Regions from separate parts of the Homo sapiens genome. Here regions 2 and 3 are each linked to region 1. A link is a loop called in an ENCODE intact Hi-C map of the cell type or tissue named here. Cell type or tissue: CD14-positive monocyte. All regions are shown on one strand. Each heading gives the region's core, and the rest is flanking DNA. Links, peaks and the distances in the headings are about the cores only. Region 1 overlaps INHBA-AS1 (INHBA antisense RNA 1). Region 2 has its middle 180 kb from the start of INHBA. Region 3 has its middle 170 kb from the start of INHBA.

The links. A loop is a pair of places that touch in the nucleus more often than their neighbours do. Peaks named below come from ENCODE experiments on the same cell type or tissue, not always from the same donor. Only the 100,000 strongest peaks of a DNase experiment are listed, where the experiment ranks them.
Region 2: it touches region 1 in a loop (3-fold over the local background); 2 of 110 quality-filtered maps call a loop at or near these places.
Region 3: a loop joins it to region 1, with 12 times the contacts of the local background. A loop is called at or near these places in 2 of 110 quality-filtered maps.

Annotation. Positions count from the first base shown.
Region 1 is chr7:41,772,498-41,783,624 of GRCh38, forward strand. It overlaps INHBA-AS1 (INHBA antisense RNA 1), which reads left to right. Exons shown (of 4, transcript NR_027118.2): 3 at 399-497; 4 at 4,344-6,881. Among named protein-coding and RNA genes, the nearest start is that of INHBA, 75 kb to the left of the region's middle. In CD14-positive monocyte, for the core only: no CTCF peak of the experiment used is centred there; DNase peaks (open chromatin) are centred at 5,714 and 7,624; H3K4me3 peaks cover 1,450 bases; H3K27ac peaks cover 3,067 bases.
Region 2 is chr7:41,880,494-41,891,620 of GRCh38, forward strand. No RefSeq gene overlaps it. Among named protein-coding and RNA genes, the nearest start is that of INHBA, 180 kb to the left of the region's middle. RefSeq lists an enhancer at 946-1,495. In CD14-positive monocyte, for the core only: no CTCF peak of the experiment used is centred there; a DNase peak (open chromatin) is centred at 5,968; H3K4me3 peaks cover 692 bases.
Region 3 is chr7:41,865,602-41,876,728 of GRCh38, forward strand. No RefSeq gene overlaps it. Among named protein-coding and RNA genes, the nearest start is that of INHBA, 170 kb to the left of the region's middle. RefSeq lists an enhancer at 5,024-5,073. In CD14-positive monocyte, for the core only: no CTCF peak of the experiment used is centred there; DNase peaks (open chromatin) are centred at 3,680, 4,700 and 5,070; H3K4me3 peaks cover 1,377 bases; H3K27ac peaks cover 2,324 bases.

The DNA.
Region 1 (11,127 bases), core at 2,860-7,859:
CACACACTCTTAAATAATTCCTCAGGTGACAATCTAGAAATAGAATTGCAAAATCAAAGACGTATGTCTATCTATTAACAAAATGCCCAACAACAATATTATACTAGCTTATGTGACCACCAGCACTAAGAAAGACTTCGTTTTTTTTTTTGTTTGCTTGTTTTTAACCAGTCAGTTAGATTTCTTTCATGAACTGCCCCTCACCCCAATCCCATTGTATTGTTCGTATGAAGCAGGCTGGCTACGAAGAACATACGGCTCTGCACTTCACTAGCCACATATATCTGTAGTTCATGTTTAGTTAACAGGGATACTTGCATATCCATTGTTGCCCTACGCCTTTCAGAAGCTTGGCCACATAAACAGGAATTCATGGAGGGCTAATCTCTCCCTTACAGGTACTTCGAATTTCATTGTTGCATCGAGCCAGCTGATTTGGGAGTTGAGTTCCTGGATAGGCATACTATCCACAGTGTTTTACCAGAGTGAAATCACAGGTGATATCATTCTATATTAAGAGAAATATAAGTGTCCACTCTGTGAAATCTGTCACATGTATAGAAAAAGGATACTGTCTTTTTTTTTTTTTGAGACGGAATCTCACTCTGTCACCCAGGCTGGAGTGCAGTGGCACGATCTTGGCTCACTGCAACCTCCTTCTCCTGGGTTCAAGCAATTGTCCTGCCTCAGCCTTCCGGGTAGCTGGGATTAGAGGTGCACACCACTACACCCAGCTAATTTTTGTGTATTTTTTTAGTAGTGACAGGGTTTCACCATGTTGGCCAGGCTGGGCTCGAAATCCTGACCTCAGGTGATCCGCCTGCCTTGGCCTCCCAAAGTGCTGGGATTACAGGCCAGCATGAGCCACTGCACGCGGCCTACTGTCATTTTTTTATTCTGTCTCCTTTCTATGAGGAGCCCTGGGGAAATTGTCTTTAGTCTCACTATAAGAAATAGTTGTTCTTTTCCTGAACTAATTTTATTTAATTCTATGGCTACTATGACACTTTAAAGACATTTTTAGGAAAATCAAGTTTTGGCCCACATCCAGCAAGAGGAAAAGATTTCATGGTGTACATTCATGTCACTTTTTCATTCTGGCTGAGGGCTACTTTGCTCAGCCTTTCATATATTCCCTTCCTTCCTTCCTTCATTCCTTCCTTCCCTCCTTCCTTCCTTTCTTCCTTACTTTTGACAAGGTCTTGCTCTGTGGCCCAGGCTAAAGTGCAGTGGCGCCATAAGGGCTCACTGCAGCTCTGAGCTCCTGGACTCAAGTGATCCTCCCACCTCAGCCTCCTGAGTAGCTGGGACTACAGGCACGTGCGACCACACCCAGCTAATTTTTGTACTTTTTGAACAAGATCTTGTCTTTTACAGGGACATGAATGGAGCTGGAAGAAGTTACCCTTAGCAAACTAACACAGGAAGAGAAAACCAACTACCGCTTGTTCTCACTTATAAGTGGGAACTGAATGATAAGAACACATGGCTGATAAAGGGGAACAACACATACTGGGGCCTATTGGAGAGTTGGGGGTGGGAGGTGGGAGAGGATGAGAAAAATAATTAATGGGTACTAGACTTAATACCTCGGTGATGAAATAATCTGTACAACAAACCTCCATGACACACATTTACCTATGTAACAAACATGCACATGTACCCCTGGGCTTAAGAGTTTAAAAGAAATTTTTTTTTTTTTTTTTTTTTTTTACTTTTTGTAGAGATGAGGTCTCCCTATATTGCCCAGGCTGGTCTCAAACTCCTAAGCTCAAGTAATCCTCCCACCTCAGACTCCCAACATGCTGGGAATACAGGCACAAGCCACTGTGCCCAGCCTCATATATTTCCTTTTTTATCTGAAATACAAACACATCTTTCTTGTCCTCCTTGAGTCCTCTTTTAAGTAAGTTTGGAATAAATAAATAATATTTATTTTAGGTTGGTACAAAAGTACATTACTTTTAATGGCAAAAATCACAATAACTTTCGCACCAATCTAATAATATAGAGTGACCAAAAGATAAATCCCTTAAAAATAAGAAAACTGTTGGGAGGCCGAGGTGGGCGGATCACGAGGTCAGGAGATCAAGACCATTCTGGCTAACACAGTGAAACCCCATCTCTACTAAAAAATACAAAAAAGTTAGCCGGGTGTGGTGGCAGGTGCCTGTAGTCCCAGCTACTTGGGAGGCTGAGGCAGGAGAATGGCATGAACCCGGGAGGCGGAGCTTGCAGTGAGCCGAGATCGCACCACTGCTCTCCAGCCTGGGCAACAGAGCAAGACTCTGACTCAAAAAAAAAGAAAGAAAGAAAAAGAAAAAGAAAAGAAACCTGGGGATGAAGTAGCAGGCAGCTTCTTTCTAGGCATAGAGGCAGATAGGAGTGCCTGGCATGAAAAGGGCTAATAATTGGGGATAGTTAAAGACATTTAGATGCCATCACATTTCAGTTTGGGCTTTTTAACTGGAAAGATGCTTTGCTTTGCAGTTCTTTAAAGGAATCGCAAGCTTTGTGATAGAGGAGGGGGGCTTAAAAATCCCTGTGCGCTGTTTGGCTAGAAAACAACGTGAGGCCCCAGTGAGAAGGCGCAGAGGGCTGCGTGCTTGGGATCAGCTAGCTCTCAATTCCACATTCCAAAAACAGAATGACTAAGATTCCCTCAGGCTTTTCCCTACAATGGTCAAGAGGGTCTGAGAGGGCAGGGCGAGAGGCTGGACAGGATCTTGATGGGTGCTGGCCAGGGGAAGCTGCGTCTGTGCCTGGAGCACTCCTTGCTCCGTGTTTCTTAGGAAGTGTGGAGGCAAGCACGGAGCAGGAGGGGAGGGCGCAGAGCATCGCTTTCTCTGTGGCAGTTGTTCATTTTCCACAGTCCTTGTTTTAGACTATTTCTTCAATTGATGAGTGATTTTGGTTTTTTTTTTATTTTAAAATGTTTAACCAACAACTAAAAATCATATGTATTCAAGGTTATAACATGATGATTTGCGATACCTATGTATAGTGTAATGATTACCACAATCAAGTTAATTAACATGTCCATCACCACCCACAGTTACCCTTTGTGTGTGTGTGTGCGTGTGTCTTGAGGACACTTCAAATCTTTCAAACTTCAGCTAAATATACAGTATTATTAATTATAGCCACCATTAGACTTCCAGAACTTATTCATCTTATAACTGAAACTTTGTACCTGTTGACCAACACCTCTCCATTGTCCTCACCACTAGCCCCTGGCAACCACCATTCTACTCTCTATTTCTACTGTCTTTTCCACATATGAGTGAGATCATGCAGTCTTTCCATGTCTCACTGACTTCACTCAGTATCATGCTCTCCATGTTTGTCCGTGATGTCAACCAATAGCAGGCTATTTCTTTTTATGGTTGAATAATATTCCATCATATATATATGTGTGTGTGTGTGTGTGTATATATATGTGCATATATATGTATATATGTATGTATATATGTGCATATATATGTATATATGTATATATGTGCATATATATGTATATATGTATATATATGTGCATACATATGTATACATATGTATACACACATATATATATATATACATATCATGTTTTCTTTATCCATTTATCTGTAAATGGACACTTAGGTTGTTTCTATATCTTGGCTGTTATGAATAATGCTGCAATGAACATGAATTGAAATACTGATTTCATTTCTTCGGACATATATTCAGAAGTAGGATGGTTGGATCATATGGTAGTTCTATTTTTTAATTTTTGAAGGAAACTCCATACTGTTTTCCTTAATGGCTGTACCAATGACATTTCCATCAACAATGCAAAAGAGTTCAATTTTCTGTTAAGAGTGATTTTGAAGGCTGGGCACAGTAGCTCACATCTATAATCCCAGCACTTTGGGAGGCGTCCCAAAGTGCTGGGATTATAGGTGTGAGGCAGGAAGATCACTTGAGCTCAGGAATTTCAGACCAGTCTGGGTAATATAGGGAGACCTTGTCTCTACTAAAAATTTAAAAAGTTAGCCAGACACGGTGGTGCACACCTGTAGTCCCAGCTACTTAGGAGCCTGAGGTAGGAGAACCACTTGAGCCCAGGAGTTCATGGCTGCAGTAAGCCATGCTTGCACCACTGCACTCCAGCCTGGGCAACAGAGTGAGACCTTATCTCAAAAAAAAAAAAAAAAAAAGAGTGAATTTGGACTTATCTGTTTTTAATATGTATAAAATAATTTTAAAAGAGGGACAGTAAATTTTTAAAAAAGGATTGAGTTGGGTGAAGGCTGTGGTACTTGTTCCTGGTTGCATATGCACAAATACCAAATGCCATGCTTCTTATTCTTCTCTTCATTCAGGATAGGCTCAGCTGTAACAAACTATATCAAATCTCAGAAGCTTCAAAAGACTAAGGTTTATTTCTCACTCATGCCACCCGTCTACTGAGGGTCATGCGGAGTTCTGCTGAGTGATGTTCTCCATCCAGGATCCCAGCCAGGATCCCAGCTGGTAGAGCAGCCTCCACCTGGAACATTGCCTAAGATATTGGAAGGGTACACCAAGGCAATGGTGAAGCTCAAAGTGGCTCCTAATGGCTGGCCAGAATCAGCCTTTGTATCTCCTTGGCCAAAGCAAGTCTCATGACCACAGCTAATTCCCAGCAGGTGAAGATGTGATTTCTTCCATCCAGAAAGACAGAAAGCCAGAACATCTTGAACAGCTCTGGTGACTATCATATCCTTTTCTTCTAAGCCAAATATGAGATTCTTTTATAGCAGCTATGACATTCAAGGAGCTCTTACAGATGTCCCCAATACTGTCACAGTGGAGTTTATCTTACAGAATTGGGCCACTCTAAGTGACTACCTGTTGCCTCAAAGGGTAACAGGTCTAACAGAAAGAACTGTACTCCAGAATTGTAAGTCTTCTAGATTCTGCAACTGGAAGAGTAAGTGGATAAGAATAGCCAAGAACATGTGAAAGAAGAATTTGTGGAAGTTAATTTGTAATGAGGACAATCATAAATTCTTCCTGAGTTAGGTCTCCTTATCTGCAAAGTTCCCATCTGCCAAGGGGACAAGATACAACATGGGAATCCCAATGGATGCAGAAGGGAAGTAGAGGTAAATTTGCCTCTTCTAGCCACACAATATCTGGTAGAAGAAACGGAGAAAAAGGCAGGGGCAGACAACCAGAGGGAGGGGTAGTGATTCTGGGGAAAACAGAAGGCAGAGTATATTCATTACAATTTAATAAAACTATAGGAGGTGACCCTCTTGAAGGCTGCCTCCACACCCACCAGTCAAGGCTCCATCAATGTAAACTAGCAATCCAACATGGTAGTGCCCAGAGAGCCAAGATTATTTATCATGTTATGGACAGATTGGCATAGGCCCTGAGGGGTACTCAAAGGCCAGTGGGACTGCTTCAAGGCCCTTGTGTTGGGGTGGTATCCAGCATAGCAGACTCCTCTAGGTTGATATCCTGGGCCAGAGGGGACAGCTGGACAGTGTCACATTGGTTCTGACAGGTGCATGGCACTTGCATGAGCCAGACTGGGGCTAAGTCAGCCAGGCAGGCTGTCAGGCCCTAATCACATCAAGGATGGCCAAATCATGTTCCACTAGGGACCAGCTTGAGCTGCAAATGACCAATAGGACAAATGATGTCATCCAGAGGACCCAACCACCCGGATCTGAGACACAGTAAGCCTCCATCATCCACCCAGACATACGTTAGGAAACTGAAAGAGGAAGACAGGAGCCTCCAAAGATTGGGTTTTTGTGTAGAAGGAACTGAATAATTTAAAGAATGTTCAGTTTATGAGGTCAGACTGAGATGAATGAATGGAGATAAGGTGTCACGAGGAAGATCAGCTCACTGAGAGCAGTAGTTCTCAACCCTGGCTGTACATTGCCCAATGCCCAGAGCTTTCAGAAAATACTCCCCCCCACCCCAAACCACAACTATTATGTTGCAATTGCTGGTGGTGGGCTTAGATCTGGGCGTAGGTGCATATGTATGCAAGGACACATATGTACGTAATTTCTCCAATGTTTATAATGTACAAATATGAATTATCTAATAGAAATAAACAGTGTCACTAAAGGGCATGCCCTGGCAGATCCTCAGGGCTGGTGGAATTGGCTCCAGAACTTTTGCTCTTGGCTCCCATTCCCCACTGGGAGAAGCCTGATACCTGACTCCCTGAACCTGGCCTTTGGCTTCAGACTCTGAAGTCAAATCCCTTCCTTCTCCCTCTGGCTCAGTCTCCATCGACTCAACTAGTCCTGCCACCTCTTTTCTGCTTGGCCCAGCCCTAGCACCCTACTCACTGGTGTAGCCATTATAGGCAGCTCAATGTAGACCAGTCAGCGTTTTGGCTGGAAAATAGACAGATGTAGCTGAAAGAAGCTGATGGATCTTTCTCAGGACTGGCAGTTACCCGCCATGAGGATGAAGGCCACATGGGGTATAGTCAAGGGGTGAGCACACGTCCAGTGAACTGGCTGATTCCTGCTGTGGCAGGTGCAACCTGCAGGCCCACGGATGTCAGATCTTCTACAGAAGGGAAGCCAGAATTCTAGATTTTTATCTGAAATTTACCAATATTTAAATACCAGTAAGGAATTCATTTTTTATTACATTGTATGTGCCAAATGAAAAATAAACCTATTTATGAGTTAGTCCCAGCCCCAGGCTCCGGCCTTGGCCTCTGGAAAGCCTCTGAAACAGTAGGGATTGCGGGAAGAAGGGTGTGTGGAGGCCAAGGATCTGCTGCGCCTTTCCAGTCAGGTGGGTCACAATGAGATGGTTAAGTGTTTGAGCAGACTGTGACCACACTAAAAGTGATGCTTCCCCTGGGGCAGTTTTACAATAAAGATAATAAAAACCAACAAAAAAAAATGATGATTATAATTTTGTTTTGCATAACTTCTTTAAGGAGGCCCTCAAAGCTTTACAGAATACTTTAACCCTTTCAACGTCTCTATGGGGGAGGAATATGGAAAGTGATATCTTCATTTTTATAGCTGGAGAAACAAATGTTGGGGAAAAAGCTACTAAACGACCAAAAATCTCACATTTTTTTCAGAGGTGGATAAAAATCTGGGCTTAAGGACAATATTTTGTTGGTTATTTTGAATCCACTTAAGAAAAATTTCAACATGACTTATTTGCTCACATCATCCCTCATAATTCTTACATCCCCTCCAGCCATCCACTCACATCCCCTGTGCCCATTTTTCTGGGCTAAGTTCAGGTCAGTTGCTTTCCATGAAACCTTGCTGGGCTGTCCCAGGTCTCAGCTGACTCTCCCTCCATTCTCTGCACCCTGGTATTTAGCATGAGGACAATTCATATCACAATTAGTCTTGCTTGGTCTCCCGACCAATTGCTCTACCTACTGCATTGACACTGTGTTATTGCTCTGCGTTTTTATTGTGCTTTTTAAATGCTGCTCAACTCCTGGTAACTCCTTCAAGGTTGGGATAGAATTTCATACAATGGCTTCTGGGTCCCTCTCAGGGCCTTGGACAGAGCAGGCCCCAGAACATATTTCTCCCATTGCTTCCTTTATCTTAGCATCTGCTTTCAGTTCTCTAAAACAATAGAGTTAAGAAAACAACTGGGTGTGAACCAGCTCCTTGCCAGTTTTATGAATTGCACAAGTCTCCAACTTCTCTGAACTTCAGTTTCCTCAACTGTAAGTTGGCGATAATAGTCCCTACTTCCTAAGGCTGTGGTGAGGATGATATAATTTAGGGTATATAAAAATGCTAGAACATCACCCTAAACACAGTTAGCATTCTCTACATGTTAGCTGGCTTTTTCGTTTGCTTGTTTTTTATTTTGTTTTGTTTTTTAAGACTTAACTTTTTAAAAGCAGTTGTACATTCACAGCAAAATTCAGAGGAAAGTAAAGAGTTTCTCATGTCGCTGCTGCCCCTACATATGTGTAGACTCCACTATTATCAACATCCCCTATCACAGGGGTCCGCAACCCTCAGGCCACAGAAGACCGGTACCAGTCTGTGGCCTGTTAGGAACTGGACTGCACAGCAGGAGGTGAGCAGTGGGCCAGCCAGCATCACTGCCTGAGCTCCACTTCCTGCCAGATCAGCACTGGCATTAGATTCTCATAGGAGTGAACCCTATTGTGAATTGCACATGTGAGGGATCAAGGTTGCACACTCTTTATCAGAATCTAATGTCTGATGATCTGAGATGGAACAGTTTCACCCCAAAACCATCCCCCAAACCACCTGTCTGTGGAAAAATTCTCTCCCCCACAAACTGGTCCCTGGTGCCAAAAAAGTTGGGGACAGCTGCCCTACCAGAATGGTACACTTGTTACAATTGATCTACCTGCTGCATTGACACATCATTCTCACCCAGAGACCATAGTTTACATCAGGGTTCACTCTTGGTGTTACACATTCTATGGGTTTGGACAAGTGTATAAGGACACGTATCCACCATTGTAGTGTCATACCTCACTGCCCTAAAAATTTTCTGTGTACCTCCTATTTTTTCCTCCTTCCCCTCAAACCCCTGACAACCACTGGTTTTCCTTTACCAGAATGTCATATAGTTGGAATCATACAGTATGTAGCCCTTTCCAATTGGCTTCTTTCACTTAATAATATAGGTTTAAGTTTCCTCTATGTCCTCTCATGGCTGGGTAGCTCTTCCTTTTGTGATGAATAATATTCTGTTGTCTGGATGTACCACAGTTTTATTTATCCATTCACCCCAACAGACATCTTGATTGCTTCCACATTTTGACAATTATGAATAACTCCAAACCTGCACCCATATGTGAGTTTGTACATGATCATGAGTTTTAAACTCCTTTGGGTTAATTCCAAGGATTGCTGGATCATATAGTAAGAGTAGCTTTAGTTTTATAAGAAACTGCCAAACTGTCTTCCAAAGTGGCTATACCATTTCAAAATCCCGTCAGCAATGAAAGAGAGTTCCTGTTGTTTTACCGCCTTGCCAGCATTTGGTATTGTCAACGTTCTGAATTTTGGCCATTTGAATAGACATGCAGTGGAATCTCATTGTTGTTTTAATTTGTATTACATATAGTGTGGAAAATCTTTTCATATGCTTATTTGCCATCTGTACATCTTCTTTGTTAAAGCGTTCGGCACATTTTTAAATCTGGTCGTTTGTTTTCTTATTGTTGAGTTTTAGGAGTTTTTGGTATGTTTTGGATAACAATCCCTTATCAGATAAGTCTCTTGCAAATATTTCCTCCCAGTCTTTGGCTTGTCTTTTCATTGTCTTGTCAGTGTCTTCCACAGAGCAGAAGTTTTTAAACTTAATGAAGTTCAGCTTATCAATTATTTTTGAATTATTCTACATTCTTATTATTAGATTAGTGTCAGAAGGTACTAAAACTTGCCCTAGTTGAAATGCAGCAGTAAACTTTTTATCTTTTTAGATTCCACACTAATATTTTGGGAGTTTCATTTTATGACATATTCTCTGGTTTTGGATTACTTTCATTCATCCATTCTTTAAGAAAAAAAAAAAAACTTATTTAGCACTTACTATAGGTCCAACATAGGGGAAACCACAGTGAATAAGATAAGCAAGATTCCTGCATCCACAAGGCACTTCCAGTCTGGCAGGGATGAGGATAGTAAACCAATTATTATAGGTGGGGTAAATTTTGTAAATGGAGAAAAAGCAAGTGCCATGAAGGGCATAGCAGAGGGGACTAACCTGATCCAGAGGGTCTTAGAAGATCTCCCTTAACCTCCAAAAATCTCCATAAAATTCCCATGACAATATAAGGCCAAGGGATATTGGTATTAGCAGGAATGCTCCAAGCTTTAAGGCTTCGATGGTTGAAATAAATTGACCAAAATTGAAAACAGTAACAAGTCCAACAGCTTGTTCACTTTTGCCTGTGAAGTTTAGATGAAGACAAAGAAGGAATTACTGAGAGCCCAGCTACACAGCATCACACATGCCAACCACCCTGCCATGTCTCCAACAACTTGCCACTCAGGAAGTGGCAGAGATGGGAAAACTGCAGTATTGGCTATATATTCCAGAAGACACCTATATGCACCATAAGAACCAGGACTTCTCATCCTGGGCAGCTATCAGAGTATAGAGGTTTTTGTGTGTAGCTGGGTGCCCTCTGACAGGTGTTCTCAGCATCCCTCTATTACAATTACAGTCCTTGTCCTCTTCTTGGCTTATCTCTGAGCACTCCCCAGCAATGACCAGAGTGGAAGTATCAGAATAATAGTGGAGACAGAGGAGGAGGGCTTTGCTGGGCTGTCACCTAGAAATTACCATAAAACAGATTCATGCTCAAGAGCCTGGGACCTCACTTCCAATGCTGCTTTTGAGCTCCTGGTCACCCTGTGAGTTATGTATCCACCTTGGATACCTCACTGTCACCTGTCTAACTTACCATGACACCTGGCATTGAATCCCAAACTAAACATCTTTTGAGGTTACAAAACATTCCACTGCCCTCTTCTGCTACATAACGTTTCAAAATGTCAGCACTTTTCTAGCTAGACTTTGGCCTAGAAATGGAAGTTCACACATGCTAAGGGAATGGCTATTGGTTTAATAATTTCAGTCCTACTGGAAATACCAAAGTTGTCTGGGCCTAGTTCAAGTCATAATAATATATTTGGGCTTGTTTTTGACATTTTATGTGAAACTCTCCAAAAGCCCATGGAAAATAAGAACCCACTAAACCTCTTCATGCCCTTAGGAAGGAAAAGGAAGTTTTGAATTCTTCTCTCCCGGTTATAAATATTAAAGTATATGCAGAAAGAAAAATAAACCGTTGCTTCATCAAGTCTCCCTGGTTGCTAGGAGCTGGAGGCCAGCACGGCTGAAATGCAAAAGGGAGGATTCAATGTGAAACGGACAGCAGGAAGGGCCAGGCCTCACAGCACAGATCATGGCGGCAACCTTGATCTAAGAACAAGGCTAAAGAAGGGCGTGAAGCAGAAATTTGGCTGGGAATAACGCATTCAAATTTCAGTTTTAACAGACTACTATGTTCTGCAGCAAAGGAGCTGAAGACAGAGAACGAATACAAGAAAGTCTGTAGGGAGGCAAGTGCAGTGACCTGGGTGACAGATACTGGTGGCCTGGACT
Region 2 (11,127 bases), core at 4,061-9,060, 110 kb after region 1:
CCAGGCCCTATAAGCCTACAAAGGCTGGCTCAAGGAGGCCAGCTGTGAACACTCATGGCCCTGCAGTCTACCCTATGCCAACTCTAATGCTGGCAGGTTTTCACCTCACCTGCATTATTTTCTGCCTTTGCTGTATTTTGAAAGACAAACAGAAGATTATCTAACAAATACTGAAGTAGTCATTGGGATTACAGGGATCCACATGGTCAAAGGAGGTGAGGGGCGAACAATGAAGCTGTGTGTCCCAGGAGCTGTCAGTGTGCACATGGCTGGTCTATAGCATGAGAAAGGTAGGAGGAGGGCAGTGGATGTCAGTTTATGAAGGATAAAGGTTGTCAAAGTATTCCAATTAGGGGGCCGTCACCTACTAGCCTTCTGCTTTAAGAAGACCAGCCTGGCCAGGCGTAATGGTTCATGCCTGTAATCCCAGCACTTTGGAAGGCCAAGGCAGGTGGATCACCTGAGGTCAGGAGTTTGAGACCAGCCTGGCCAACATGGTGAAACCCTGTCTCTACTAAAAATACAAAAAATTAGCGGGTGTGATGGTGGATGCCTGTAATCCCAGCTATCTGGAAAGCTGAGGCAGGAGAATCACTTGAACCTGGGAGGCAGATGTTGCAGTGAGCCGAGATAGAGCCACTGCACTCTAGCCTGGGCAACAAGAGTGAAACTCCGTCTCAATTTAGAAAAAAGAGAAGACCAGGCTGACTACAACCCCAGGGACAGTCAGTGGCTTACACAGATCTTCTGGAACCTGATGTTATACAATTTGAGGAGCCCTTCTTAAGCAAAAAAATTCAAAACCAAGAATATATAATTAGGTATAAAACTGAACAGTTATTTAGAATGAGAAGATAAACCTCAAAAAAAATAGAACTTTAGAATGATGATAAATACCACAACCATAGGTTAAAACATGAGAATTCCAATAAATCTCTTTTGCAGAATTCTCATCAAGGAGGAAAGGAAAATGTATGAGGCCTGTATAATTGTATACACAGCATGGCGTGCTATATTCCTGAAAGGAGACAACTTCTGTTTTGACTAGCTGTCATTGAAAACAAAGTCCTCTGCTTACGATTTTACATATCTGACTTTGGAAGAATTTTCCAGAGACCAGCTTCCTGCTTTGTATATTTCAAACTTTGCTTCTCCTTGATTCTGCATAAACGTCTGGTGTCAGATGCTGCAGGACAAATTCATATCACCAGATGACGTTTGACCCTCCACTTCCTGTCACGAGGCTGGGTGCGTCAGTGCAGGGGGCCGTAGGAGTATTCCTAGAAGCCGTTCCTACACCAGGATGACTAGTAATAACTTAACTGCATTCAGAAACAACTACCAACCACAAAAATATCCCCTACTGAACCCAAACTAAATATATTCGCAACTCAACTTCCTTTTAGCTGGGGCCCCAAAGTGCTGGTGACGACGCTGACACCCTAACAGTAGGTGCACAGAGGGGAAGTCGAAACAGAAAGGGGAAGCAGTCTTAACCAATTATGGCTAAATATAGCTCACTTTTAATACATTTTACAAAAATATATGACCATGTGAACACATTGCAAGGTCTTCCCCCAGCTCTTGTAAGGGACCGTGCAAGTGAGGCCCTGAGCTGAAGTTTATTAGTTTATTAGCTAACAGGTAGATCTTTCTCTGAGGACTCACAGATCTATCTGGTGGTCTGACTGCAGCTGAGGACCCCAATCTGGAGTAATAGTAAATAGCTGTAGAAGCCAAGGATCAGAGGCGAGGCAATGCCATTGTAGTGGAAGGGATACATTCGAATGGTAATTAGCAGGTGGAACCAAGATGATTACAGTTTGGAAGAGGACAGAGTTAAAAATGTGGCACCATCTAGTCTGGCACTTGCCCCTCTTAATTTATCCAAAACATTGAACAACACTTAATAACTTGTGCCAGGCATAGTGCTTGCTGCCAAGCAGAGGGGAGGGTGTGTGACCTGGGCTGTGAACTCATACTGGCCGGCTCGCTGTAGCGTCCCCTGCCAGCCTCAGCTCCAGAGGATGTCTGTTTCTCCTCTACTCAGTCAGCAAGGGATCTTTCTCTTTGTTCTTACGAATGAGGCCACCCATTAAGATGTGTCTAGATACTTTGGCTCCCAGGTCACACCCAACTATTGCCTCTTTTTGATCCAATATATACTTTTTCCGTAAACTGGTCAAAACCCATACTTACACAGAGATGGAAAGAGGAGTATAATTTCAAATTGCAAGGGGAAGCTGGATATAACTCAGTTTTTAAATCTCGAATGTATATATTTTTGGCCTGATTTCCCACTCTGAACCCCCAAATCAGTAAAATCACAAGGTGAATGCAAACAGGAAAGAGAAAGGAGAAAACATGTCTGCCAGCCCATAGATATGACCCTGGGGCCCTGGGGGAAAAGAGAAAGCAGGCACTTTCCCATCATTACGGCTGCACCACCGCAGTAATGATGCCCTGAGAACATGAAAGCCAGCAGTAGGGGAAACCCCACCAAACATTTGAGATCCGCAGTCTAGGGATTACTCCCCGCCAGGCACTCGATCTTTGCACAAATCTTACAGCTAACGTGCTCCTTTCACAGGAAGCCTTTACTGCTTCTCAAATAATCCCGAAAGGAGAGTTGCTGGATGTCCCATAATGAATAAAACTGCTGATAGGAATGGAAAAAGTTTATGAAGGATTTGTAAACCCAAAATACCATATGTGGAGTCAGAACGTTTTATTTATACCTTTGCCTGATACTTTGCCCGCGCATACAGGATTATGGAAGAAATATATGGCCGCCTGCTGGCCCAGAATTCTCTCAGGCCATCCCCACCGGCCTGCAGGGAGCGCCGCTGACCCTGGGCCAAACGTCCTGTAGCACAAAATTCCTTTCCAAGTTGAAAGGAAAAGTAATAGAGAGTAGAATTTAAAACAGCAAACATAGGCCCGTATATTTTGTTTCTGTTTCACTCTACAAATAAAAATAAACCTAAATGGCCTCTTTTGGCATAAGATTATAGGTTAAAAAATAAATCCACAGCATATTATATAATAAGATAAGAATAATTAAGACCAATATATTTCCTTTTAAGAAACTTGATGGATAACCTTTAAGATGTTTTGAAGGTTGTGTTCAGGCCACACACATGATAGGCAATATTTTATCTTTCTTTTTTACAAAGAAAGAAAGCTAATTTTGCTTAAAATAGTAGGAGGTCTATGGGTCTTGCCTTTACCAAAGAAATAAACTTTGTTAATCACACAAAATCATCTCTAACTATTTCAAGGAAATTAGAACAAAAGCCAAACAGGGAGGTCTGTATGCACATCCATTTGCAATGTCTGTGGACAGGGAGAAGGAGCTCAGTGGATCCTTGGTAGAAATAGAATCTTGTTTGCTGACTTTCTGTGATTCCAGAGCTCCTGTGGAACCCAGAGGCTGGGCGGGGTGAGGGGGATATAAAATCTACAAGGAACACAGAATTCAATTCCAGTCTGGGTTTTACCCCTACTTCTATTCAGTAGTCTATATGGGGCTTTGACCTCAGCAGATTTTCATTCCTTGAGCCCTCTTTTCCGTGACTGTGGAAATAGAATGAATGGGCTGCATGCAGCCAGCCTCCAGGAACAGGGAAAAGAGGGTCCTTCTCCTTCAGGAGTATCCCCTCCACTAAGAAGGGTGTAGAAGGAGCAGAAAATGTCCCACACTCCGAAGCTCTGCTACCACGTGGCCCTCCTTTTGGGGAGGAGCATGGTTGGAATGAGAGCGAGGTAAGAAGGTGAGACTGTCTACCATGAGCCAGCAATGTCACAGCTGTTTATCAGACATGCTGTCTGTTTTAATCCTTGTCACCGCCCCATGAGGCGGGCATTATCGCATCAATGTGAAGTGAACAGAGGCTAGGAGATCTTAAATAACTTACCTAGATCACTTCATGTGAGGGCTAATTCTATGTTAGGTTGGCTAGGCCACGGTACCCAGATTTGGTCAAACACTAGTCTAGGCGTTTCTGGGAAGGTACTTTTGAGATGCAAGTAACACTTAAATGAATAGATTTCAAGTAATGCAGATGTCCCTCCGTAATGTGATTGGCCCTCATCCAATCAGTGGAAAACTTGAATAGAACAAGACACAGAAGCCCCAGAGGAAGAGGGGATTCTGTGGCAGATCACGTTTGGCCTCCAGCTGCAAGCCCAGCCCTTCCCTGGGTCTCCAGCCTGCTGGGCCTGGCCTGTGGATTTTGGAATTACCAGCCCTCAATCATGTGTGAGCCAATTCCTTGAAATAAATCTCAATCTCAGTCTCTCTCAATCAATTGATCTACCTATCTATCTATACATCATCAATAGATAAACAGATCTCTGTATATATCCTATTTCTTTTTTTCTATCTTCCATCTATCTATCCATCTATCTCTCTATTATCTGTCTATCTCTACTATTGGTTCTGTTTCTCTGGAGAATTCTAACACACCATGCCACTACTGGACCCAGGATTCAAGTAAAATTTGGTCTGATTCCGGGGCTCATGTTCTTTTCCTAACACCTGGATGTTACCATGATTGACAGAGACTTAACAACACTATGCTTAATCTACTCCCTCATTCATTCTGGAAATATTTATAAAGTACCTCTTGTGTCCTTGGTTCTGTACTAAATTCTAGAAATCCACCAGAACAGTATAAACATGGCCCCTGCCCTCACAGAGCTCAGGAATGACTGCCAAGAAAACTTGCACTTCCAAGATGCAGTCAGAGTAGCAGCTCCTGGAGAAGCAGGGAGGAGGGCCAACTCATTGACAGTGGGATAATTAGTAGATATTTAAGTTGAAACCTTGAGAGTGAACTTGAGTTAGTCAAATAAGAAAGAGGAAGGTGATTCAGGCAGAAGGAATTGTGTGTGTGCAAAGATTCAGAGGTGAGAGAGAGTGAGAAACTGGAGGTAACCCACTAAACCTGAGGCTTTCAGGGTCCCAGGTTGAGAGGGAGAGACAGGTCTGGGAGTGAGCAGTGCCAGCTCTCCTTCTGTAGCCTGTGAGGGTCTGTTAAGGCTTTAGGGTAAGAAGAAAACACTGGAAGCATCACAGTCAAAGATGACTATGGCTTTCTCTAAGATCCCAGCCAAATGTGACTGTTGCTGAGGGTGAGGGGAAGGTTGGGAAAGGGGAGGGAGATGGAGGCCAGGAAACCTGCTAGGTGGCAGTAATTGCAGGTGAGAGTGGGCTTGGCCAGACCAGGTGACTGGCTTATGGGCTTGGGGACTGGGAGGAATCATAAGGAAGAAGCAATTTGGGGGATAAAGACGGTAAATGCACTTTGCGTTTGTTGAGTTAGGGATCTCTGTATGATGGCAGGGGAGAGCCATCCAGACGTCCCTCCTTCATCCCTGTTTATCTCTCTCTTCTCACTTCTCCTTCCTGCTCCAGGAAACTGGAGATAGGCTGGACGACCTAATCTCCTTTGGCCTGAGAATAATCAGGGCTATGACGACATACCAGGTCCTAAATCTCCACTTGCTAAATGGAAATGAACTCTTGCCCCAAATATTCAGCTTTTGCTTTTGCTGAGAATTTATTCAGCTGAAGACATATATATTGTGCAAAAATGTTAAAAAACACACAGGATCCCGCTACCTTCTTTTGACCAACAATGGCTCCCTGAGCACAACCAGGTCCTTCCCAGTGTGTGGCTGAATATCTGGAATAAAAATCCTATCACCTGCAGCACTAATAGGTCAAATGGCCCCAGCACAGCACTGCAAGCTTCCGATGACAAGAAGGAGAATTCCAGAACCCAGCCTCTTCTGGCTTCCTCCTGGATCCTGGCCCCCACAGAGCAGGGAGCGTCATGCCCTGAAACCTGCATTATGCTTCCAGAATCCCCAGGCTCAAATTTAACCAGGGCTTTGAGGACCACTGAGTGCATGCAGGCTTGTAAAGGATGACTCAGATTGTGTGAAACCCCGGCAGGCGCTGTCAGGAGCTAAGTGCTTTTGGCAATGGCTGAGGGGAAGCTGCCGACACAGGGGAAGAATGAGAAGAAGCTACAGCTCCTTGGGAAGATGCACAATCGACTTCCCCAGGGACCCTCAAACACAGCAGTGGAGATTTTCTCGGGGATGCTTTCTATGAACCCTTGCACCCTGGGCTGCTTCCAGAGGACACTATTACCACTTAAAATGTGTGTGTGTGTGTGTGTGTGTGGTGTCTGTGTCTGTCTGTGCATACAACATAGAAAGTAGGAAAACAGTAGAGAGAAGAGAATAATTATTTCTTCCTCTTTGTCTTCTACATTAAATCTCAGCATTACATTCAGAGAGCTTCCAAGATGGAATTAAAGGCAGGCAGTAAAATCATGTTTTTCTGATCACAAAACACTTTAACAGTTCATATTTTGCAGGTGTAGGTCCTAAATTGCTCCTGATTTGTTTGCCTTAGCTTCTGGGTGGGGCCCCCATTTTCCCTGGCTCCGGCTCCTTGGCAAGGCCTCCTCTCATGCAACGTGTCTCCATGAACAAGTAACTACCCAGGAATGTGTATTGCAGAGCAGGCAGCCCCTTGGCTCTGGGCCCTCCAGGATGGGGCAGTTTCTGAGAGCAGAGCCCGGAAGGCTCCCACATGGGGCTGCAAGCTAGACTAGCCCCTGCCGGGCCCTGCCGGGAATAACCTCTCCAGGGGCACTGAGATTCTCCTGCAGCCCTGGCCAGCTGTCTGTCTCCAGCTTGGAGAACTAGGCAGCTTGTTAATTATCTGATGGCTTCTCTGCTTGGGTTCACTGACTCTGTAGGCCACCTGTGGTCTCTGAGGTGCTGCCACAGCTCCTATTTCACCCCTCAACCCATCCCTGCCACTAAGCAACCTGGAAAATGCTGTCATAACAGCGGGATAGTAGACTCCTTCCCCTGCCCTTCCTGTGGCCAAATCCAGGTCTTTATCAGGGGTTCTTTCACTTCAAGAGACAGAAACGCTCTCAATCCAGCTCTACCCTAAGAGGGGAATCTTCTCCAGGGTCCTTTCTTCCCCTTATGGATGCTGCAGATCGTAGGACTGATTTTGTTTCCCTGTTCGTGCTGTGCAGAGCCAAATGTGTGGTCCATCTCCAGCAAATGCACAGGAAATTACATTATGCATTTTATGCAATAGCCTCACTTCTGGATTCATCTTTCACTCCTATTTTTATCTTCTCTTTGCCTTATTTCTTCACTTCTTTTAACTTAATTTTATCTTGCTGCTTTGGGTCCTTTGTGCTTCTCTAAAATCTTTTTAGCAACAAGGCTGGAAATCAGCCACCCAGTTAATCAGTCTAGTCCGCTAGCACCCAGGCTCCCCACCCACCCCAAAGCCTTCTGTAGAGCACTTTGAGATCAGTCTTCCTGGCCTCATTTCTTTATACTCTCCCTTTCCTAACCCTGCACTGAAGGAAGCAATTTCAGAATATAAATTTTAGACTTGGAGCTGGTTGACCTAGGTCTGTGACTTTGAGCTTGAACCTCACATTAGGTTCTCACAAACTACATGGAAAGCGCTGTAGACCTGCTCTGTCTCTCACTGTATCTTTTGACAAACTGCTCACACTTGGATTCCCAGTGTCTTTACCTGTAAAATGGAGCCACAGATACCAAACTCCCAAATGTAATGTGAGCAGAGCCTGCATCTCTCCTGACCATGCCCTTCCTCATGTTTTATCCACCTGTGCTTCAAAGTCAGGCTTGGACCCACCCCCACCCTCCTTTGTGAAGCCTTCCTTAACCAAGAGTAAACTACAATATGGGCATAGGGCTTTACAGTTTACAAAGTGCCTCATATACACAACCTCTTGATCTTCATGCGATCCTCTCAATCAGTCCAGAGAGGTGGGCAGACCTGACTACTCTTCCCTGACAGTTAAATACCCCACTCTCTTGACAGGTCCTTCTTTTTGTTAAGGTTCTCTATGGATGTGTGTCTTGTCTCTCTGACTATTTTCTAAACTACTTTGGGGTAAAGGTCACATCATTTATTACCTTCCCTGTGCCACAACATCCGTATCCAGAAATGTATCTACACAAACACAATTTGCCACGTATTTCATACTCAGAATAGAATAGACGTGCCAAGTTCTCAGCTATCCCCATTTCGAATACTGGGGCTTCTGATGGAAGGGGCGACTCCCCTGAGCATTGATGAAGGAGGGGAAAATCTATGAGAGGCAGGGAAAGGTTGATTTGATATCAGAGAAGTAGGAAGTCATTAAACATACAAGTACGATGGTTCACTTGCTCTTACAAGTAGCTAAACCAAGAAAATCCACAGCACTAACTTCTGGAAATGTAACTAATCCTCTCTCCTACTAAACTAAAAAGTAAGGTTTCTCTTCTACTTTTCAGGTTTTTTTCCCTAAAAAAAAAAAGTGCAAAGCCAACAGAATATATTGTTACTCTCTTTTCATAAATGAAAAACTGATCAAAAAGTGATAAGCCACTCCAAATGTCTCATGACCAGACAGGGGCCAAGTGAGCAGTTCCAGCTCTCCTTCCTAAACCTGAAAGTTTAGACTCCAAATGCAAGGAGCTACCTTACGAAAAACTTCTCCTGCTATGTTCAGTAGTTTACCCTTAGACAGAGACAGAAAATGAAAGTGTTTTTCCAGGTGGAACGCAACTGGGTGATGAGCTCTCTGTTCCACTTGTGTGCATGGGCCATCATCTGCCCCCTAAGACATGAGGGCTCCCTGTAGACCAGACACACACCACCAACCCAGAATGGGTGGGGTGTTGAGGATCAGAACTGCAGAGCATGGCCCTCTCCTGGCTAGAACAGGGCCCTTCATGCCTGGTGCATGTCAGCACACACAATCGGCCTGCAGAAGAAAAAATCCGTCTATCAATCAGCTAAGCAGCAACACCTCCTTCCTGTTCTAATCAGTCGTCTAGGGGCTGCCACAAGCAAGAGAGCAAAGCCAGCAAAGAAAGCCACCCCAAGCCCTGTGTTTCAGTGTCCCCTCCTCTCACAGTCCCCCTCTGCCCTGGCATGGGACCCACTTCATTAGCGCATGGTCCCGCTGAGCCTATTTCAGCTGGGCTTCATACCCTTCCACTCCCATCTCCTGATTCCACTGGAGCCAGGCTCCTCTGCACTCAGTCAGTAAACATTGAGTGACTTAAGTATTCATTAGCTAGAACACTTGAGGCCCTCAAGGGACTCAGGAATGAGTAGCAGCCTTCTGAAGGTCATGTCCCATCATCTAGGCAGAAAGCACTGAAGTGACTCAGACGGAGGGAACCTCAAGTACAACAGGGAGGATTGTGGCACTAGATTCAAATGGGGGCGAAATCACCTTAAGACTGTCTTATTTTCTTTGGATTCTCAGATATTAGCAATGGATATGGCACACAATGGAGATGGAAATTCAAAAAGGTGATAGTAATGGCTTACACTTATTGAGCACCCACTGTACACCAAACAATTTATAATGGAGTATCCAATCGTTATAATAACCTTCTGAGGCCTGTAGCATTATTCTTACTACTTACAGATAAGAAAACCGAGGCAAGATTGTTGAGTAACTTTCCCAAAGCTAGTAGCTGGTGGAGCTGGGATTTGAATCCAAGAAGGCTGGCATCAAAGCTCCTTTTCTGTGGTAGACACTGATAGTTGTCCCTATAACTATTCTCTCCTTCCTTAGTGATGGAACACCCATTTTCCTCCAGAATATTGTCTCTTAGAGTAAAAGACGTTTCTCAGCCTGCTTGATAGCTGGATGTGTCTATATGAATAAGCTCTGCTCTCTGCCATATGAGTAGCAGAGTGATATGGGAACTTCAGGACACTTCCTTGACAAGGAGGTGGTGTGCCCTTCTTTTTCTCCTCCTTCTTCCTGTTTGGAGCCTGAATGTGATTGCTGGAGTTCTAGAAACTATTGGGGACTATGAAGTAATGTTGGTAATATCAGACCAGAGAGTTACAAAGAGCCAAGGTCACTGATGACATCCCAGATCTGATGTGTCTACCTTCTCTGCCCGGGGATGGAAATTAACTTTCTTCTTATTTAATTCACTGCTGTCTGGTCTCTCTCATAATCTGACGAATAAACTTTCTAACCAGATCTCATGCTTTCCTGATTACTGGATTTAATCCTCACAACCATATTGTTAGGTGAGTGGCATCCATTTTATAGATGGGAAAATGGCAGCGTAGGGAAATTAGGCAACTCAACCGAGGTCACCCAGGGGGAGCAGCAGGAATGGGTACTCATGCCCAGGACAGCAGATGCCAGGTGAACATGTGCAGATCAAGGCAAGGCTGCCTGCATCAGAGCCCACCAGGGGATTCGCTGGTCCAGGAGTTCTGGGTGGGGCCTGGGAATGTGTACTAGAAACAACTTCCCACGCAACGTTAACACACAGCTGGAATCACTGCCCTTTCTGTGTTTTATGATTGTTGGACAAAAAAAAAAAAAAGGTGAATGGAAAAGGAAAAGTGAGACTGAAGTAACAAGAGTGGGAGCATGAGGGAGGATCCCTGTGGGTCAGACACACTCAGAGGGTGGGAAGGAGAGAGAGAGGAACAGCTTCAAGTCAAGAGGCTTCCAGCAGCTGCAGAGACAGGGACAGTCTGAGCCACAGCAGCTGGGACACAGGCACACTGGTCAGTTAAGGAGATCTTGGCTGGACACCCATAGCATTAGCTCCAGTATGAAATGCATTAGAAAGGACGAAGCTGAGTTGACTGTGAGCTGTTGTTCTCGCGGTTAATCCTAGACAAGGGAAGGGCAGGCTGTCTTTAGCTTCAGTACACACTGTCCACGTGGCTCAGCAAAAAGCTAGGGGGTTTCTGTGACCATGGCCGCTGATGGCTCCAGCCTCCTCTGCTTCTGTGGATCTGTTTTTATCATGTTACTGAAAGGGTGTTAATAGATGGAAGAAGAAAGAGAGCGTCTACTTTCCCGTTTCCTTTCTCTTACTAAGGCTTGTTTCAGTAGTGCTGAGAAATTAACTGCTCAATAACTATCAGATTCAAATTACCAAAACCTCATGAATTGAGACTAGCTGCAAGAAAATCCAAAGTATAGAATTTTTCAAATGCCATTTTATTAGTGAACAGCACATACAATAATGTGTCGTCTGTTAGACATTTTCAAGTGGGATGGAGGTGGC
Region 3 (11,127 bases), core at 2,001-7,000, 92 kb after region 1:
CAGAATGAGGAAGTGTGTGCTGATTGGTTAGTGAGTATGGAAAAAGGGCTAAAAAAAGGCACTCCTCAAAGATGGACATGACAGTGCAAAAACCAATTAGGGAAGGGTAGGTATATGTAACACAGGTGAAGGGTGGGGATCAATCAGAGGAAAGCATACCAAATAGGAAGAGAGGTTCTCAATCCAGTCTGTGGATTTATCCAATCCACAGCTTGGTTTTCAGGCTTGGTTTTCAGGCTTTAAACTGTCTTCAGCTTGAAGGTTGGGTTTCACCAGGGAACTGACCCTATCTGCCTAGACATTTGACTGCTTCCTGCCACTATCTGGGGCAGCCAAGGAGCACTACACTGGGATACAGAAAGCAAAGACTTGAGGCACTTCTGGGCAGTAAATGCGTGGAGGGCACCCTGAACCTGTCTCCCAAAACCTCTGCCTTCTTAGAGCTCTGACCCTGGAATGGGAGGGGCAGCCTCAAAGAATTCTGAAATACCTTCACAGTCTTTCTCCAATGGTTATGATGAATAACACGCTGCCTCCTTCTGTTCTTGGGTATCTGTTTAGCAAATGATTGTGTGGAACACACCCTTGAATACTTTTTTGTTCTTTACATGGCCAGGCTGCAAATTTTTCAAATTTTTCTTTTCTACTTCCCCTTCAACTATAAATTATGCCTCTACATTATTCATTTCCTCTAGCATCTTATTATAAGTGGTTAAAAGTAGCCAGGCAGCAGCCTAAAGGCTTTGCTGGTTAGATAGTTCTTCTATCATATATCCTAGTTTGCCACTCTTAAACTCCATCTTCCATAAAGTCATCAGACATGGATATAGTTCATCCAATCTCTTTGCTGTTTTATAACAGAGATTGTTTTGGCTGTAGTTTCCAATACCTTCTTCTTCAGTTACACTTGAGACCTCTTCAGAACCACCTTTACTGTTCATATTTTTATCAACATTTTGGTCACAACCCTTAAGTAATCTCTAAGAAAATTCTGATTTTCCCTAGTATTCGCTTCTTCAGAGCCTCGCCAGAATCATCTTTAACTTTCCACTTACAGCAAAACAAGTTTTTTCTAGCCTGTTCCTCCAGACTCTTTTAGCTTCTATCTATTACTCAATTCCAAACCTGCTTCCACATTTTCAGGTATTTGTTATAACAACAACCCCACCTAATGGTACCAATTTTATACCTTAGTTAATTTTGCTGCTATAACAGAATACCACACATTGGGTAATTCATAAAGAAATTTATTTCTCATGGTTCTTGAGGCTGGAAAGTCCAATAGCATGGCATGAGTACCTCGTGAGGGTCATTTTGTGGCAGAAGGGTGAAAGGCAGAAGCCAGCACTCAAGACAGAGAGAGGAAATACGGCCAAACTCACTTTTATAACAAACTCAATTTTATAATAACTAACCCACTTCTCTGATAATGTCTTTAATCCATTCACGAGGACAGAGCCCTTATGACCTACTCACTTCTTAAAAACCCCATATCAATTAAATCTCAATATAAGTTTTAGAGGAGATAAACATTCAAACCACAGCAAATTGTTTGTTAATTTTTTGTTGCTGTTTTGTTTTTTGTTTTTGAGATGGAGTCTCTCTCTGACACTCAGGCTGGAGTGCAGTGGCATGATCTCAGCTCACTGCAACATCCACCTCCCAGGTTCAAGCGATTCTCCTGCCTCAGCCTCCCAAGTAGCTGGGATTACAGGCATGTGCCACCACATCCAGCTAATTTTTTGTATTTTTAGTAGAGACAGCATTTCACCATGGTAGCCAGGATGGTCCTGATCTCCTGACCTTGTGATCTGCCTGCCTTGGCCTCCCAAAGTGTGTTTGTTAATTTTTTTAATGAAGCAAAGTGCTATTGTGAAACATATTCATTAAGCTTTGTAAATTATGTTATTAAGTCAAATGTGTAATTTTCAATGTAATAATTCACATTTCAAGAAGACCATTGGGCAAAATTCTCTCAGAGAAAGACGGAAAAATTTTACCCCTGTGGAAATTCTCATGGGAATCTAAACAAAATTGTGGATGCTTTTATTTGGTTGGTAAGAATAATCCCACCTCAAATGTTTAGCAAGGCAGGGTGGTTCTTCCTAAATGTCCTGGACACTTCTGAAAGTACAACCCTTAAATGAAAATCATACCCCTCACATTTTCATTATGACAAACATCAGCTCTGACCATAATTTGCTTGCAGTGTTTCCAAGCAAAATACAATTTTATGAGGGAATTGCAACGAAAAGAGGAGGTTCTTGCTAAGGATCCTGTGAAACACAAACTCCTCTGTTAGATCATTTTTCTTTGAGTTCTTACTCTAAACATAATCTAGTTACTTAGTCAGAGGGGTGGGTAAAGTCAAAATCAGACCAATTTTAGTCTAATACCATCAGCAAGAAGAAAGAGGTGCTGGGATCATGTGGGTGGGCTTTCAAATTGCCTTTTCAAATGGTTTCCCTGACAAATGGCTGGAATCCAAGCGAATACACATAAAGGAAGTATCAAAATAGCAGTTCCAAAAGCTCCCAAATAGGGACTATTTATGGGCCATTCTGAAATGCTGTAGCTGACACCAATTACAATGAGACCATGCTTTTGAGAGTTGGCATGAAAATAGAATGTCAACCTTTAGTGTGATTTTTAAGGCTGAAAAAAGTGCAGTGATGTAGAAGCTACTTCTCCCAAGGCAGAAGGTACCTCTCAACATGGTACTGCTGGCAAAGTGAGGAACCATTGGAAAGAAATCCCTTTGGAGTGGAAAAAGTGAAAAGATACCATTTCCTTGAAACTGAGAAATTCTTTGAATTTATAATTCAGATTGTCACATGTGTTAACTAGCCCTATCTTTATATTTCATAATCTCTTAGAGAATTATCACTATGTAGCACTTGTATGGTGTATCATTAATTTTTTCTTTAATCCAACACTCATTGAGCATCTTCCACATGTCAGCCATTATGCTAAAAGGTGGGAATGGAAAGATAATTAAGATATAGACCCTGACATCAAGGTGTTTACTGTCTAACAAAGGAGAGAGATGTCCCCCAAGATGACTATTCTAAAAAGATGAGTTCTGCTAACAGAGTTTCTCAATCTTGGAACTATTAATATTTGGGGCTGGATATTTCTTTCTGTGGAGGCTATGCTGTGCATTGTAAGATGGTTAGCAGCACCCCTGGCCACTAGCCACTAAATGCCAGTAGCACCCTCTCAGTGTGACAACCAAAAATGTCTCTAGACATTGTCAGATATTCCTGGGAGGCAAAATCTCACCTGGTTGTGAACCACCATGCTAAAGCACATCCAAGGAATTTTGGAAAGACAGAAAATGGAGTCCTTATTTCATGTAGGGAGTCAGAAAAAGCGTTTTTTGAGTTAAGCTCTAAAATTTATTTATTCAGCAAATATACTGAGCATCTACCAGATGTAAAGTGCTAGATTATTCATGAAGTGATTTAGGAGTTTCCTAAATAGTGGGAAGAGTATGTACCCAGAACAGCACCATATGTTCAGAAAACTACAAGGTGTTTGATAGCTATGGCCTGTGATATATGGGATGGTCAGTAGGAAAATGAAGCTAGAAACTAAAAATGCTCCAGTTTAAGAAAAGCCTTGGGCTTCATGCCAAGGGGTTAGGAGTTTGGGGTTTACCCTGTGGATGATGAGAGGTTACTAAAAGATATTAAGCAAGAGATTCTTATGGATGAATCACATTGACTGTTACACAGTTGGTAAAGCAGTCTATTGAAAAGTCAAACATCCTGTCAACTACTACCTGCCCTACAAAAAATGACCATTGTGTCTGAGTTTCCTCACTGAATGAATCTCACAGATGATCTCTCAGAGCTGAGTTTCCTGGGTTTACAGATCCTTAAGGAAAATTCATTTCTGCTCCTTCCTATGGAAGACTTGCCTTTCCAATAGCTGTGAGGTGCAACATTATTGCCATGTGCACTAGAAGTCCTGCCATCCAAGCTGGAAAAGGAAGAAACATAGTTGGAGGAAAACCCCAAATGGATAAAGCAATCTGCAGAGCCTAACTATTTTACCGATGCCCTAATTTCTAACTTCCAGAATATACATTTTTATTTTTGAAAAGCAAACTTTGCTGCTTGAATCTAGTTTGGATCTAGGTGGTTTGGGGCAGCCTGCCAGGCTCACAGATTAAGTGAAAGTCATTACAAAATGTTTTTACGCACATGGGAATCACAGGGATTGTTTGGTGCTAGTTTGGCTCTCCACCATTAATTTTAATTATCTCAAAATGCAAACATGCTGAAATTTCCAGCAGATGACATTATTTTCTCCTTGACATCAGACATAAAAGGAAGAAAAATAAACATACGACAGTGACAACATTAAGCTGGTAGGCATTTTTCTTTAATATTTCAAATTCAATTCCAGACCAGATTCTCTGTTTTGTCCTAGAGATTAGGGTAGGAAGATTGTCGTCTTGGTCTGATGAAAGCCTTGCCTTTCCAGTTAGCTTAATTAAAGGAAAAAGGGAGGAAGCCAGGAGGAGAACAGTCTGGTTTAGATCAGGGTCAGAGGCTTGGTTTTTACAAACACACCACAGATTCTTGTTGTTTTATGTTTTCAACATTTTTCTGGTTCTTGGTAGAAAGTCCAGTTCCGTTTTCAAAATGAACTAACCCCGTAGGTCCAGTGACTTGGCACTTTTTTTAAGTGTTTGGTGTTTCTGATGACAGCAGACCAGAGCCAGGAAGATTGTGTAGGTTCCCACATAGTCTCAGGACACGGAGAGATGATGGGTAGCTACCATGGTAAACTAGCAATGTGGGTACCCTAGTTCTCAAGGTCTATAACTAGTACCAGAATTAGATCATTTATCAAAACTTTCTTACACCATTTAAAAATTAATGTGTAAATTCTATCTGCTGTGGAGACTATGTTCATGCTAAGTCTCTTTACTTCCTCTTGCTATGTAATATGTCGTTTACTGTATATTACAAGAAATGCTAAGTGTGTTCAGCTATATACCTAGGGTAACCAACTCATCCTGACTTGTCTGGGACTTTCCTCATTTGCCTAAGACCTTTCTGGTTTTAACACTGAAAGTCCTCCATCCTGGGAAATCCCTCCATCCCTGGTAAACCAGGATAGTTGGTCACCCTAGTTGACTATATATCAATTGCATATATACATTATATAGTTGGTGGTTGAGAAAAGCTAATTAGTCACAGCTGTTTCTTATCAAATGAAAGAAGAAAGCCTTCTCACTGTGACCACAAAAGGCTAAAACACACAACTATATTTTACATGTGACTAACACATTGAAAATAACCAAATATTAAAAAGGCTTTTTAAAATAAATCAACTTTATTGATAGTTTGTTTACAATAAAATGCATTGATTTCAAGTGCAAATTTCAATGAGTTCTGACAAATATATACACCACATAAACACCACCACAATCAAAATAAAAACTTTTTTTTTAATTTAAAAGTGCCCCCTTCCTAGTCCATTTCCCACCCCTCTACCCTGGCATAATTCTGTCATCAATTTTCTGCTAATAATTTGGAAAATATCAATTGAAGAAATTATTTTTAAGACTATGATTACTAAAAGAATTGATTCAGAAAGAAGAAAAAGAAATAAGCCAAAAACTATGCAATACATTTTAAAAGTTGGAAAACAGTGTCAGATGGTTTAAAGGAACTTAATTTTCAGGCCATCTGAGTTCCTATAATGCATAGAAAAGGATGGGTCAATTCTCAATTAATTTTCTTAAGCTAGTAGTAAAATCTGACAATGAAATAAAAGAGGTCAAGGGAAGAGAGAGAGAGACTGAAACTAGAAGCCAAATGCATTTGTCAATTACATGTAAAAAGTCTAAATCACATTATATCCACTCAATTTCAACAGTATATTAAAAGAATAATACAACATAATCTAAGAGATTTAATTCCAGGAATTAAGGAGTTATTTAATATTAGAGTTAACCTATTGGGGTAATATATAGATCAGCTAGTCTATCTTATCCCCCAAATCTATAAACTTAATGCAATTTAAATAAACTACAAATGGAATATTTTTCTTGAATTTGACAAATGAATTATAAAATCAATCTGGGAGAACAAATAGGCAAAGATAGCAAATAAACTATTGGAGCGGGAATGAAGAAGGGAGAAATTGATCTGCAAAATATGAAGTATTATGATGAGAAAATTTAGTTCTGGTGCCAACATAGAGCAGTGGGACAGAATTAAAATGTCCTAAAGAGATGTATACAAAGAAGGGTGGCATTTTTCATGTTTCTTGCATCTAAGGGAGCCCATGTGACAAGTTCTCGCCAATGGATGAAGAATGCTGCTTTCAGGCTGACCTATAAAAGGTCCTGTAGAACCTTTCATGCTCTCTCTTTTCTTCCTCGCAGCTCACAGTGAAGGACCCTGAGAGGGCAGAGCCATGTGATGGAATGAGCCATGATCCCTGAGTCCTCACCTCAGGGAGAGATGTGCAGAAGAGCCACCCAAGTGGTGATGTGCTGGTAAACATTTAGTGACCCATTTGAGGTGTGGGGGGAGGCTCTAACTGGTAACATTTGTTAATTTCTGTAATGCATACTCCTACTAAGGCTGCTTTTAGGCAACCAACGTGATGTCACTGAACACAGTTTGGAATGGATGCACATAATCAGTTCTCATGATCCAGGATGAACCAGCCCTAGCATACCACTGCCCCTAACCCACATATAACTGTGTCATCATTTAAAAATAAACATATTGGGTTAAGCCTTTGAGATTTGGGGGTTGTTTGTTATAGCAACTAGGTAGTGTTAACCTAGCTAATATAATCCAGTACTTAGAAAATTATGAGAAGCAATCTACTTCATTTTAGTGTAGCTGTTACATCAAAATTTGACAATGTAATAGAGGAAAGAAAACATAAACAGTCCTTTGTAAACATGAACAATTAATGTCTTACATAAGCTTTAAAGCTCTTAAACAAAACCCAGTTAGTCAAACAAGCAACAAACAAATATTTGTGTGCAAGTTCAATTTATTGTGAGGATGCAAGAATGATTTAGAGTTAGAAATTCCATTCATAATTTATCACAGTAGGTTCAAAGAAAAAAAGCATATTAGCATTATAATAGGTCCTGAAAAAGCAACACCCATTCTCCACGTTGAAAAAAAACAACAAAAACTCTACTAGGAATAAGTGAATGTTTGTTTCTATAATATGAGAAAGAATATGGATACTAAATAGCCAATGTCATAATTCATGCTAAAATATGAGAATTTAGAATCAAGAGAAGGATGTCCCTTCTTTTTTATTTTATTTAACATTGTTCTGAAGTCCTAGCTATGCAAATTATACAATGAATGGAAGTTCAATAATTACTCTGGGAAGGAAGAAGAAACAAATCACATTATTTATGATTATACATCCAGAAAACCCTAAGATTCATGGAAAATCTATTAGAACAAACATGTAAGAAAAAACACACAATAGCTGTTATATCCTGCCCAGTATCTTTCAAGCCTAGAATGGAATTTGAAGATGCAAGATGTTTCCACATAAGCCTGTTGAAGATGCAGACAGAGCCCAGAGTAAGGAGGAGGTGTCTTTGCCTGATTCTCCCTTCTCTCTTTCTAGCCTGCGCATTTTCATTCTTCTCCTCTCCCTCCTGTCTCTCTCTCTCTCTCTCTCTTTTTCTCTCTCCTTCACAAACACAAACATACAGCCCTTGGGCATCTGCTAGATAGAAGGAGAATCAAATTCTCTGCTCTTTTCTCCTGCTTATGGAGGAAAATAGAGGTGTAGACCTGACAAAGTGTTTGCATTTGATTGGAAATATTTAAAAAAAAATAGCTAATTTTGAAACTTCCTCTGGATTTTCCTGATTTTAAGGATGGGGCCTTTTTTGGCTTAGCAGATCACTCTGATGAGTGTAATGCCAGGATGGAGTATAGTGATCATATTTGGAAGAGAATACACATAGAGAAGCTCAGAGATTGATGTGATCTGAAGAACAAAAATCCTCAGCATTAGGAACAGCCAGATACTGGGGAGAAATGGACAAGGACCTGAGCGAGAGGAGAAGAAATTGAGTAAGTCTGGCAATATTGTGGGAGAGTTGGGTTAGGAGAAAAGGGTGCAAAGCAAAGCAAAAACCCTACTAGCCCATGTAGCTTTCAGAGCCAACTGTTCATGAAAGACGTCTGCACATGTCTACTTTGTCTCCTCCAATTCACACTTCAAAGAATTCCAGTCTAGTTTTCTCCCCAGAGACATCTCTGATCCTGCCCTTGTCCAAACCGACTACTACATCCATACTCCAAATCCAAGATTTATTTTCTTGGCCATTTTATTTGACCTCTCAGTGGCACTCAAGGCAGTTAATAATACAGTCAGCTACTTGCAATTTCTTGCATAACTTCTCTGCTCTCCCTTCCTTTTCACAGCATACCCCCTCTTGGTACACATTGCTGGGCAGGACAATCCTAGTGTTGAAAGTTGGTGGAGTTAAAGTACAATAAAAATTACATAAAATAATAAATTTCAAATGCAGTGACATTGAATACAGATCATGGGGATCACTGATCTAAAGTGATCCTAGACATGAGAATGGACTAATCTCATTTCATAAAAATGTATACTTTATGTAGAGTTTAATTTAAATTATGGTGTGATATCCAATAATAGCATCTCTCATTGGGACACCCTGGGTTCTTGTCTGTACAAGAGAGAGAAAGAGGGCAGGGAGGATGTGGTCTAAAACCAACTGATGCTGATCTGATCAACTGTTGCTGATCTGCAGCCCCATTTGGGTAAGATGTAGCAGATGGGGGAAAAGAAAGCTCCCAGGAGGGAAGATGGAAATTCCAGGATGCCTCATGTTGTCTGGACAAATGAACCTAAAGCCAAAAGGTCAGCTTGATTTGCTCTGCTACAGACTTAGAGTTCTCCGAATGCACAGGGCACACAGATAAGAGTCCTTCCCTGAAGGCACCATCGCAAACAACCCCCTCCCCCCATCAAGAATTCAAGAATGCCTCTCAAGATCTCCTTTCTGTTGTATCCCTGATCTACCCCTTTTTGCTGCCTCCAGAGCCCAGCAGTACGTTTTCTTACTCAGATAAAAATTCACCCCAGAGCTATCCAGTGTGGCCACATGGAGTGACATGAGGGTTCAGGAGGCTCAGAGCCCTGTTGAAAAGTCAGTTAATGAAGGTTTTATACCTGGCATTGTGGAGACACCAAGCATCGCAGATGCAATCCTAGTCATGGAGGATATAACCGTGTACTTGGAGGAGACCAGTCACACATCTGAAAAAAGGAGAATATGAGTGCAAGGGAACATCAGTAAAGCTTCAGGGATTGTGAGTAAACAGGGCACAGAGATGAACAGGGCACCACCCAGACAGGGGACTAGGATGACTTCATTGAAAAATGGGACTTGACCTGGACTTGGAGTGGCATGTAGGATTTGGAAGTGTGTTGAAGAAGGAGTAGGGATTCCAGTGACAAGGACAGGGGCTGTGCTGACCACTGGTTCCTGTGGGAGGGAGCCCCCGACTCTCCAAACACCTCTTTTCTTTATCATGTTGGCCACATAAAGCAGCCTTCATTCTCTGAAGAGAAGGCTCATGTCTGACTCCACACAAGATGCACAACTCAACACTTGTTGAATTAGGGATGGAGGAAGTCTGAGGGTGGCTTGTAGCTGCGCTCCTAACAGATAAAATTGGATCTCCCTTCCCTATGACTCTGTTTTTCTCTCATTATCTCTCCTGGTGTGAGTCTGCCATGTACTTTGTATAACACTGTTCTGGTGGAGGACACACGTTTTTATTGGAACCCAACAAAAGCACCCCCTGTTTGTGACTCCTTGGGATCCCCAACTATGCTCTCACTAGCTTGTGCATGGGATGGGATTACAAACTGTAAATCAAAAGAGAAGGCTACAGAATAATTAACCACTGACACGACCCGAGTGATGACCAGCGAGCATGGACCTAGTACTCAAACACATGAGCTGCCTGTCCAACCTGTCAGGGCAGACACGGCCCAGACCAACTTTTCACTCAGATTCTGCAAAGACTGAGCATTTAGTATTGTTTGTCTGGGAGGCCATGTGCTGCCAATCAGCACCATTAGAGACTGATTTCCCCAGAGAGCATGCAGAAGAACACAAGCTGCCCCAGCTCTCCCTCCTGCAGCTCATGCCTTGCCCACAGCCCTGGAGATCGTCTAAATATCTCGACATCCACTATTTACTTCACTCTGTATGTAGTTTCCCCTACCTGGCAAAGCAAGAGCTGTTAAAACTATTCTCCTCATTTCTCTCACTTTCCCGGAATGGAAACTCCAGCCCCCATTTCAATTGTCTACACATCATTTCCACAGGTAGCTCCACTTACAGTGACTTCCATCCCCAAAGACCTACTTCTGTGCACATTCCCCGCTTTTGCCACCATTCAATTCTATCTGTTCTATCTGATATCTTCACTGGTGTGTATGCATGTATTTAAAGATTTCCCAGAAGGAATTGGGACTGTTAGATCTTTTTTTTTTTAGACGTAGTCTTGCTCTGTTACCCAGGATGGAGTGCAGTGGCACAGTCTCAGCTCACTGCAACCTCTGCCTCCTGGGTTCAAGCCATTCTCCTGCTTCAGGCTTCCAAGTAGCTAAGATTACGAGCATGCACAACCACACCCGGCTAATTTTTTTATTTTTAGTAGAGACGGGGTTTCGCCATGTTGGCCGGGCTGGTCTCGGACTCCTGACTTCAAGTGATCTGCCTGCCTCAGCCTCCCAAAGTGCTGGGATTACTGGCATGAGGCACCACACCCGGCCAATGGTTGGATCTTTAGAACTTCCTGTTCATAACTGTTGAGAAATTACTGTAAAGGGTTTAAACTCCAGGGCATGGAAGATTCCATCCTCTGGAGGCTTTGAACACCCCCCTCACCCTGTAATGAAGGGCACTGTGTGAGGCTTTGCCCTCCAGGCACAAGCAATTTTCTTAATTAAATATCATCCTGTGGGAATGCAATGACCAAGACATAGTCTGAACAATCACTTAATAGGGATGAGAAAACACCTTTTAGCTAATCTACTTCTTGAACCGAAATCACAGTGTCATGT